Regions from separate parts of the Homo sapiens genome. Here region 2 is linked to region 1. A link is a loop called in an ENCODE intact Hi-C map of the cell type or tissue named here. Cell type or tissue: GM12878. All regions are shown on one strand. Links, peaks and the distances in the headings refer to the core of each region. The heading gives the core; the rest is flanking DNA.

Region 1 (4,803 bases), core at 728-3,227:
TTATTTCTTATAAACTTAATAGATAACACATAAAACATAATTCTTTTGTGCCATTAACTCTTTGCCTAAAACTTCCAACACTCTCAAGTAGTGTGATGATTGACTTTGATTGTCAACTTGATTGGATTAAGGGATACCCAGATAGCTGGTAAAATATTAATTGTTAATATATATATTAATTATTCTCGGTGCTATAGTAAGCACTAAGCCTGTCCCTCTTCTGCTGAAAGAGAAACCCCAGGTGGTTTGTCAATTGGTTAGAATAATTGGGTTGCTCCAAATGTGTCTGTGAAGGTGTTTCTGGAGGGTACTGGCATTTGAGTTGGTGAGTGAGTGAGAAGCCCGGCCCTCAGTGTGGGCAGGCACCATCCAACTGAAATATATTGGACTAAAAGGCTAGAGTCCCGATGGCACAAAAGGGTGGGAGAAGGGTGAATTCTTTCTCTCACTTCAAGAGACGGGAAACCCTTCTTCTCCTGTCCTTCAATGTAGGAACCCCAGGCTCTCTGCCTTCAGACTTCGGGATCTGCATCAGTGGCCCCCTGGGCTCTTGGACTGAGAGTTACGCCATATGCTTCCTTGGTTCTGAGGCCCTCAGACTTGCAGTGAGCCACACCATTTTCCCTGGTTCTCCAGCTTGCAGATGGTGTATCGGGGGACTTAGTCTCCATAATCTAGTGAGCCAATTCTCCTAATAAAGATCTTCTTATATCTCTCTCTATATATGCTATTAATAACGTCTCTGAGGAGAACTCTGACTAAAGAGGTAGATACTATTACTCTGCACATATTAGAGAGGAGGGAAGTGAGGTGCAGGTTCAATAACTTGCTGAAGGTCAGTCATAGATGCTAAGTGACAGCACCTGGGCATGAACTTTGCAGCCTGGTGAGAGTCCATGCTGTATTTCCTTAATAAATGAGTGAAGAAAACATCATGTTCTTTCTTCTCAGTGCAAATAAATTTTAGAAAATTATAGTCATTTTTACTTTACTTGCCACTTTAAAATACGCTCACTGCATTACAATACCTGGAATGCATATTTCTGAGGCATATATTGTTATTTCTCAGCAGTATTTTCACTTCAAGGGCCCACATGGGGAGTGGCTACATCAAAATCACATGACTCCTAGTAGGTGGTGGCAATCAGGAGGACTGAAAATTAAGACTAAGGAGTTCAGTTCCAAATTCATTCCTCCTTCTCATTCCCAGATAATCAGTTGTGAAATACCAGCAATAACTTATTACACTTTAACTTCATTTCAGCTCAACTTAGTCTGCTGAGTTTCTAAAGATGGCAGCAATCCTGGGTGGGTACCTATAGCGAATCACTCACACCAACACCATTTGAGAAGACAGGACCAGCGCGGGCAGTGTGAAGGCTAGTAAGAACAGTAGTCTGTGCCGGAGATTGTAAACTGGTGACTTCGGGCCAAGCATGGTGACTTCAGGCATATAGCTGTGTTTAGTTAAGCCAGCTGAGTGTTTCACTTTTTAAAAATTAGCTGCCAATGTTTAAAAATTCACACACATTCAGATTTCCTTCTTCTTAGGAAACATCAGACGATCTGGCAATCTTGGGTTCTCACTGCTAATGCCAACAATGGATTGGACCTGAAGGCAGCTGCCCTGTTGAGATGTGTCATTCATTCTTCAAGTCTGACTAGCCCTGACCACGCACCATTTTCTTGCAGCTCCCTGAATTGGCTTATTTTGTGTATTAACGGAACAATGATTAGCAGTCAAGTTTGTGATTCCTGCCTATGCAAAATTTTCTGTTCTTTAATCTTGTGAAAAAGAAATCTCTGTCACATGATTAATCAATTCCAGTGTTGCATGATTAGATTTCAGACTGAAAGCTGTGTAAGAAAGGGAAAAGAACTTGGACTTTGGAGTCAGGAAACTCTAGGTTCAAATTTAGACCCTGTAAATTATTCACGTATAACCACTGAAAAGTTTCTTTCTCTCTTTGACCATTGTTTTCTTCCTGTGTAAAGTATAAAAAAAGACCATGTGGCAGAGAACTATGAGTACATATCTGGCATCCAACAGATGCCAGGTTTCTTCAACCTTTGCTATGACAAGTGTCACTAAAGAATCTGGAAAAAGACTTTGACTTTATTCTCAACAATTTCGGTCTGATAAGGGGGACAGACTAGTGTCCCATTATCTACGATGTTAACTTTGATCACCTGCTTATTGTGGATTTTTGCCAGGTTTCGCCACTGTAAAGTTACTATTTCCCTTTTTGTGATTAGTAAATAATTTGTTGGGAGCTATTTAGAGACATTGCAAATACCTTATTCTTCTTCAACCTTTACCCAATAGTTTAAAGATTCATAAATGGTTTTTGCCTGAATAAATTATTATGATAGTGGCCAAAAAATACCTGACCCTGGTTTTGGAAGTCAGGGAGCATAATCAGTATTTTCCAAGAAAGAGCCTGGGAAGGCCTCCCCCCGCCACCCCCATCCCCCGGACTGCAGGACATCATTGTTGGTATCCCTGCAATGAAAGAAATCCATTCTGCTATTCATCTTACTTTAATGCCTTGGGACTGAGTCAGGGAAGGTGTCTTGTCCTCTACGTATGATGGGGTAGACAGGAAGACATGGGGTCTTTCATTTCTGTGGTTGGACATGGTGAACTGACTTTCGTGGAGAATACACATAGTCAGAAACTGCAAAAATGCAAGATGCATGTTGCACTGGCATACCTGCGTTACTCCTTTAGAAACAATGAGTGCCCCATTCATCTCTGATCACAACCATTCATCTCTGATCAGAACTTCCATCCATCACCCTCCCTCTCCCTCACATTGCCTTGGCCAAACTGGCCTCCTCACTGTTTCTCAAACAGGTTGTGCACATTTCTGCCTCAGGGCCTTTGCACTGGCTGTTTTAGCTGATGGGAATCCTTTTCTCTACATATCCACATGGCTCTTCCCTTACTTCCTTACAATCTTTCCTCATTTGAGAAAGGCCTACTTTGACTACTCATTTAAAATTGCAGCACTCTCTCTCTAGGATTCCTTTTATCCTGAATAATTTTTTTTTCGGCTGCTCTATAGATAGAGCTGGGCTATCCCATAGGCAGAGCAGCCTGGTTTTCTTCTATCATTGTAGAAAGCTATGTAAGTTACTTTCTATATTGTCTTGATTATTCCTAATCAGTCCCCACTAGAATGTTAGTTTCACAAAGGCTAAATTTTTGTTGTTGTTCAGTTTTGTCTAAGAGCTGGAACAGTGTTTTGTTGGGTAAATATTGTTGGATGAATGAATGAATGAATGGTAGTTTCTGCTTAAAGTTCAATGATGGGGCAGACTTCCAGTTGGTTATGAAATAGAAGAAGAAAAATTAAATGATCTAGGAGAGTGGGACTATTCTCTGGCAAGGTTGCCCATGAAGACATTTGGTCTGGGCACCTGAGCCCTGTGCACCTGCCTTTTTTTTTTTTTTTTGAGATGGACCCTCACTCTGTCACCAGGCTGGAGTGCAGTGGCCTGATCTCGGCTCACTGCAAACTCCACCTCCCAGGTTCAAGCGATTCTCCTGCCTCAGCCTCCCAAGTGGCTGGGATTACAGACGTCCACCACCATGCCTGGCTAATTTTTGTATTTTTAGTAGAGATGGGGTTTCACCGTGTTAGCCAGGATAGTCTCGATCTCCTGACCTCGTGATCTGCCCGCCTCAGGCTCCTAAAGTGTTGGGATTACAGGCGTGAGCCACCGTGCCCAGCTGCGCCACCGTGCCTGGCTGCACCTGCCTCATTTTTATCTGCACGGCAGTTCTCTCTGCTTTCCTGATGGGTGGGTGGAAGGTGCCCTGCCACTCTAACCCAACAGGTCCTGCACTCAGAGTGCTTAGAACTGCGACCTTTATCTCTCATTATACCACATGCCATAGATCCTGGCATCCAAAGGGAGTGTAGATTTCTCTGTTTTGCTTTCAAATCCCAAACCCCTGGCAGAGACTCCTTGCTTCTGCTTGAGTCAGCTGCCACATCCTATGCTCACCTAACTGCGAGGGAAAAGGAGATCTCAGGGCTGCCTGAGGCTACCCTGTGGTCGCATGCTTGTGACTAGTGACCTTGCAAAGGGAAGGAGAACCTGCCTTCTCCTCGGGAGCCCTTGACTTCAAACAGTTGGGTGCATGTTGCTTCTGTTCCCTTTATCACCCTGGCATTTTGTTCTAATTTGTCCCTTTCTCCTTTCACTCTTTTTCTGATCCCCACTCACACTGGTCTTTGTTCTTGAGGTTAAAAGAAGCTCAGGCCAGCTTGATGCTTCTCAATGGACTCCCAGGCACCAGGAACACGATTGAAGGCGCTGGCCAGGCTCTGTCTCTCAGTCTCTCTGATGTGATGTGGGGCTCCTCAGATGGTGTGGCTGATGGAGGCCCCAGCTTCCCCCTTGGTGGTCACTGGTCAGTTTTCACTCTGTCTCTTATGCAGTGTATTAACCCCAGGGGGCATTGCTCTCTGCAGCAGACAGTGGAAACAGCCTGTTGGGAACGAGGCTGCCCATCCAGCTCCTTCGATCTTCTGATAAAAGCAGACTGGGGCGCAGTCAGCAGCAGTCGGATTCCTTTAAAGACCTGCCTGCCTTGCCAAGAGAAGGGTTGTTTGTTCAGGTTTGCACTTGGCTGGCATAAAAGGCATTGCAGGGACTGGAGTAATGGTATTCTCTTGGGTCTTGTCCAGAGTAACTTTAGAAAATAATTGATGAGCACTTGTTATTTTCCCCAGCTTAACATTCAACTTGTGGGTGATCCCCATTGTTAGACTTCACCTAAACCTGGCTTTG
Region 2 (4,803 bases), core at 1,083-3,582, 120 kb before region 1:
AGAAAGTCTTGAAGGGGCAGAAGTAGGTGAAGCATTTGGGAGTGGATGCTTGCTCTCCTTATACCTCTTTATTTATCTCTGTTCTTAGAGAGATAAGTGTATAAAATGACAGGAAGCATCATTTTCTTCACCTTTCCTTATGACACGATGTGCTAAAGGGATTCTTACTGTATGAGTCATGTTGGTCAATGATCTTTAGTCTAACAGATCATAACTTGATAAGCGGGCAAATTATTGTTCAGTTTGGACTTCGTGTTTTGGATTAATGAGCATGTGTGCAAATCAATCAACTTATTTTCTTTCCAGGGAGGAATGTATAATATTAAATGCCTATGGGATGAAATGTGTGGGAAGCAACATAAGTGATGGAGTAAAAATCTATGGGCCCCAAATAGCAACACTTCTCTCTCTGTGCCCCTGGTCTGCCCTTCCCAGGCCAGGGCCTTCTGACAATGATAAGAAAGGGATAAGATGGTCTTGTCAGTGGCAAGCAGCCAAAATAAAAGCGAACTGAGTGATGAGAAAGACCAGGGCCAGCAACTGCTTTGCAGCAATAACCTCATGCAATTAAAGGCCTTCATAGAAATTTCAGTTTTAAAGTCCATTCCTGTATTCCAGTACTTCTGTAACCTGCAGAAAAATGACACATGCTTCTATAAAAAGAGAAAGATGGGTGTGGTAGGAAAATCCTGACAGAGGAATCAGAAAATCTGGGTTTTAATCCCACTTTTGTTATTTATTGTGTATTATTAGAGAAGTCACATCACCTCCATGAGCTCCAGTATTTTTCTCTGTAATATGAAGATAACATCCATTTACAGAACTTTTGTAAGCATTAAATATGTGTGCACTGCTTTGTAAAATAGAATGTCCTCAAAATCTTAAACATTCTATGTTCAATAACAATAATAATAGTAAAACCTGATTAAGAGCATCTTTGAGGCAGATATGGTCTTACTGAGCATGCAGATTAAGGAATCTCCATGTTCTCTTAGGCTGCCAATTTGTTTAGACCAAACATAAACACCAACACTCACTTCTTGAGAAGTTTAATCTCAACCTATCAGCCGTGTGAAAACCTCAGTTGAATATTGATATCATACTAGCTGTGTACACTTAACACGAGAACAGGGTTTTAAGGCAGTCATAGTATGACCACAAATATTCATCTTGATCAAGACCAGACAAAAGATATATTTGAAAACCAGTACAAATAAGATATATGAATTAAGAAAGATCCCCAATTTAGTTCATATGTCCAAAATAATGTCAAGAAACCATTGTGTGAAACCAAGTCCCAGAACTGCTCATATGTGCGTGTCATTCCAAGGCAAGAGCTCAGTTTGGACAAATCCCCAGATGGTTGGCATCATCTTCAATTTAGTTAAATTGCAGGATATATTGTTTCCAACAATTGGATTTCATGACCTCAATCTTGACGCAGTATAACTAAAATACAAGGAACGTTTTCAACATCATTAGATGCCCCAACCATATTTTGTACTTATAAGAACCACATTGGCCCCCTCAGCTACTGGCTGGGATTCATCTTTTATTGGAAATTATACTAAAAATAAAATAAATAAGGAAAGTTTCATTTTTTTCCCCCATGTGTGCTAGGTTGTGGCACATGTACTATGGTGATCCGATAGATTTCAGGGTCAGTGTAAGAATATATTTTTACATCCCTGGATTCAGTTTGGATAACCCTGGTAAAAAAAAAACTAGATACCCAAAAACTGAGATTAATCCTTTAAAAAATGTCAGTGTGTCTCCTACTTCAAGCATCATTTATCACCACTTTTTTAAAAATCTTTTCTACTCCCATAGTACCATCTATTAATAAGAACATGCCATGGTCTTAGAAGGAGGTTAAAATCAAATATTTTGCATTTGACATAAGACGCCCAGCTAAATAATAACTTTCCTCTTTTAACACATGGAGTTAATTTTGCGTCTCCTTGAGAGAAAGTTTGTTTTTCTTAGCTAGGCTTCTCTGTTTGGCCTTAGCATTTCTGTCACCAGCAGCCCCCTTCCCACCACCACTATTAAGCAGAAACTCCAGCCATGGCATTCAACAAAGAAGTGGCAAGCCTCCAAGAAATATATTTCCCACAAACACACAGCTGAGAACATTACAAACTGGGTAGGTCTGGTTTATGTTTGGTTCACCTCCGAATGTCTCAAGTAAAACTCAGTTGAATGGACCAGTGGCAATTGAGAAAAATCACTCGCGAACTCTGGGTTTACTGTTCCGACATGCCCCACGTGAGCTTTTGTCTTAGGTGATGCCTTATGGTTTGCTGACAGAGGACATCAAAGAATGGGGACCAGGCTGAGGACAATTTGCACCATCTTTAATCATCTGGCGAAAGCTCAAGAGGATTTGTTCAGATTCAGTGAAGTAAAAATCCTCCACTTCAGCACCTCGTTCAGACGATATGAGAACCAGATGGGTCTGTACACGCAGCCTGATTGCTACTGTCTGATGTAGACTATTGGAATTGTGTACATCTGTGCCATGGCATCAGGGAATGCCACAGCCCTTGCTTTTGCTTGGTAGACCACACTAGACCTTTTCTAATTAATGGAAGAACGAAAACATTCGTTCAAAAGGCACCTTGTCCTAGTCATTTGTAAATTCATTAGTTAATGAAACATTACATCAGGTTAGGACTTTACAGTTTACAAAGTACTTTCATTTCCTCATTTAATCCTTAAAATAACCTTGTGAAATACACAGGACTGTTGAAAGAGGCTGTGCAGTAGAGGAGAAAATCCAGTGTGCTACCATTTCTGCCTTTAAACGTTTGGTGTTAACTTATATACAGTCTAACGTTGAATTATAGCAAATTACAAAATATGTATGTGCCCCTGGACCATGTTTCCTCCTAAGGGGATTATCCTTCTCCACACATAATTTATGGGGCACTGATTGTCAGACCTTTCCATTGGCGTACTCATAACTGTACAGAAGAATGACTTTGTTTCGAGTGGGTGAAGGGTGAATATTTGGAAGAAAAGTTTGAATAGCAGGTTAAAATGCCATGTTGAGAAGTCACATTTAAAAAAAAACTTAAAATACCTCATCCATTTTGAAAAATATCTACATGCTTACTTTTGTTACCCAATTTTAGGCAAAACTGGCACACTAGAAAGAGAAGCCACATCTATATGCAATGCGTATCCCAGAAACTTCGATTATTTCATAATTGCTCAAACAAAAATATTTCCTTTATTCTTTTATATACCCTACAGATGTCCAGTGCTAATAATATTAGAGTAATATTGGGATAGATTTTTCCTCAGGTTGTTTGGCCCAGTGTTTTTAGTTAAGGTGACTGTGCTGACAATATGGCTATTGAAGTTATGGTTACCAGGCATCTCTGTGGAGAAAAACTATGTCTGCATGCTCTGATAATTTAGGGGCAATTTTTGTTAGGCTTGTCTCTCAGTTCCTCACAAGCAAATATGGTAACAATCCACCTCGGTTTCCAATTCCTTAGCCTACAGAATCAAGTCCAAATTCCTCTGCAAGGAAAACAAGGATCTTCATCATCTGGCCCTGCCCCTGTGTCTCTCTTCATCTTTGGCCACTTGTACTTTTCTCTCCTTCAGCACTTAAGTCCTTGTAGTCCCTAAACACACGAGCATTTCTCCATATCTACACTTTTGTCCATTTGCACATACCATTCTCTTCAACGTGCTTTTTCCCTGCTAATGAGAATAGAAAACTACTCATCCTTCAATGTTATCTCAAGCTTGACTTCTATTAATTGCATTTTAACCTCCTGGAGTGGACTGAGGTATCTTCTTTTATGCCTCCATTACACTTGTTAATCTCGCCGTGGTACCAACCATGATATATTTTACTGCCTGTCTGTCTGTCTCCTGAGTAGGTTATAAAATATTTGAAAGCAGGAGCTAAGGAGCCATCTGTCATGGTGTCTTACACAGAGCAAGCACTCAAGCGATTGTGGAAGAAATGAAGGATGGACCACATGACTCCACAGCAGTCATTTAAAAGTGGTTCTTGTCGATGTCACCCCAAAACAGCTGTAAAGAAAGAAAATATACCTTTTCTTTTCTTTCTTCTCTTTAAGTAACAAATTCTGTCATTTCAAAAATTATAATCTTAAATATAACATTCTTAAAAAGTGATTTGGCTATACTTTTTAGGTTTGCTAGAAGAACTATTTTGATGAAATGCCATCAGCAATGTCATAGAAGAGCAAAGGACAGTAAATGGCTTTACAAAACACTAAGTTATAGCAAGTCACAATATGCTAAGTTATCCATTAAGTGGTTTAATTGATAATGAGACTTATAGGTTAAAATAGAACAGGAGGAGAGGGAGTTGTAACAACTAACGTGGTATAAATAGTACGGGGTATTTTACTCAGATTATGACTTTCCTCATTCATTGTCTCATTCATTAAGGATGTCTCATAACATTAAGGATGTTAAGGATGTTGTTAATGACAGAGTCTTCATAATAACTAGTTTTTCTCAACTTCTGAGATATATTAAGAATTCAGTGACTTGTCACAGGCTTTAATGTATGATTACAGTATCACAACCAAGAAAGCAGGATAACATTAGGTCAGAGCTGTGGATGGAGGGCAGGAGCCTGAGTCTATGACTACTCTCTGAAGTTATTTATGTTAGAGGATGTTTCAGCTCTTATTACGTGAAGCTCCATAGTTATAGTTTTATCAGTTATTCTTATCAAATGAACTTCCTTAATTTTGTTCTCTTTCTTTATATTCTTTTGGATAAGAATATTATGGAGAGCACTTTGCA

The links. Peaks named below come from ENCODE experiments on the same cell type or tissue, not always from the same donor. Only the 100,000 strongest peaks of a DNase experiment are listed, where the experiment ranks them.
Region 2: it touches region 1 in a loop (4-fold over the local background); 1 of 110 quality-filtered maps calls a loop at or near these places.

The regions. Positions count from the first base shown.
Region 1 is chr13:103,129,102-103,133,904 of GRCh38, forward strand. No RefSeq gene overlaps it. Among named protein-coding and RNA genes, the nearest start is that of SLC10A2, 65 kb to the left of the region's middle. In GM12878, for the core only: no CTCF peak of the experiment used is centred there; a DNase peak (open chromatin) is centred at 1,880; H3K4me3 peaks cover 502 bases; H3K27ac peaks cover 998 bases.
Region 2 is chr13:103,004,645-103,009,447 of GRCh38, forward strand. No RefSeq gene overlaps it. Among named protein-coding and RNA genes, the nearest start is that of SLC10A2, 59 kb to the right of the region's middle. In GM12878, for the core only: no CTCF peak of the experiment used is centred there; a DNase peak (open chromatin) is centred at 2,587; H3K27ac peaks cover 1,975 bases.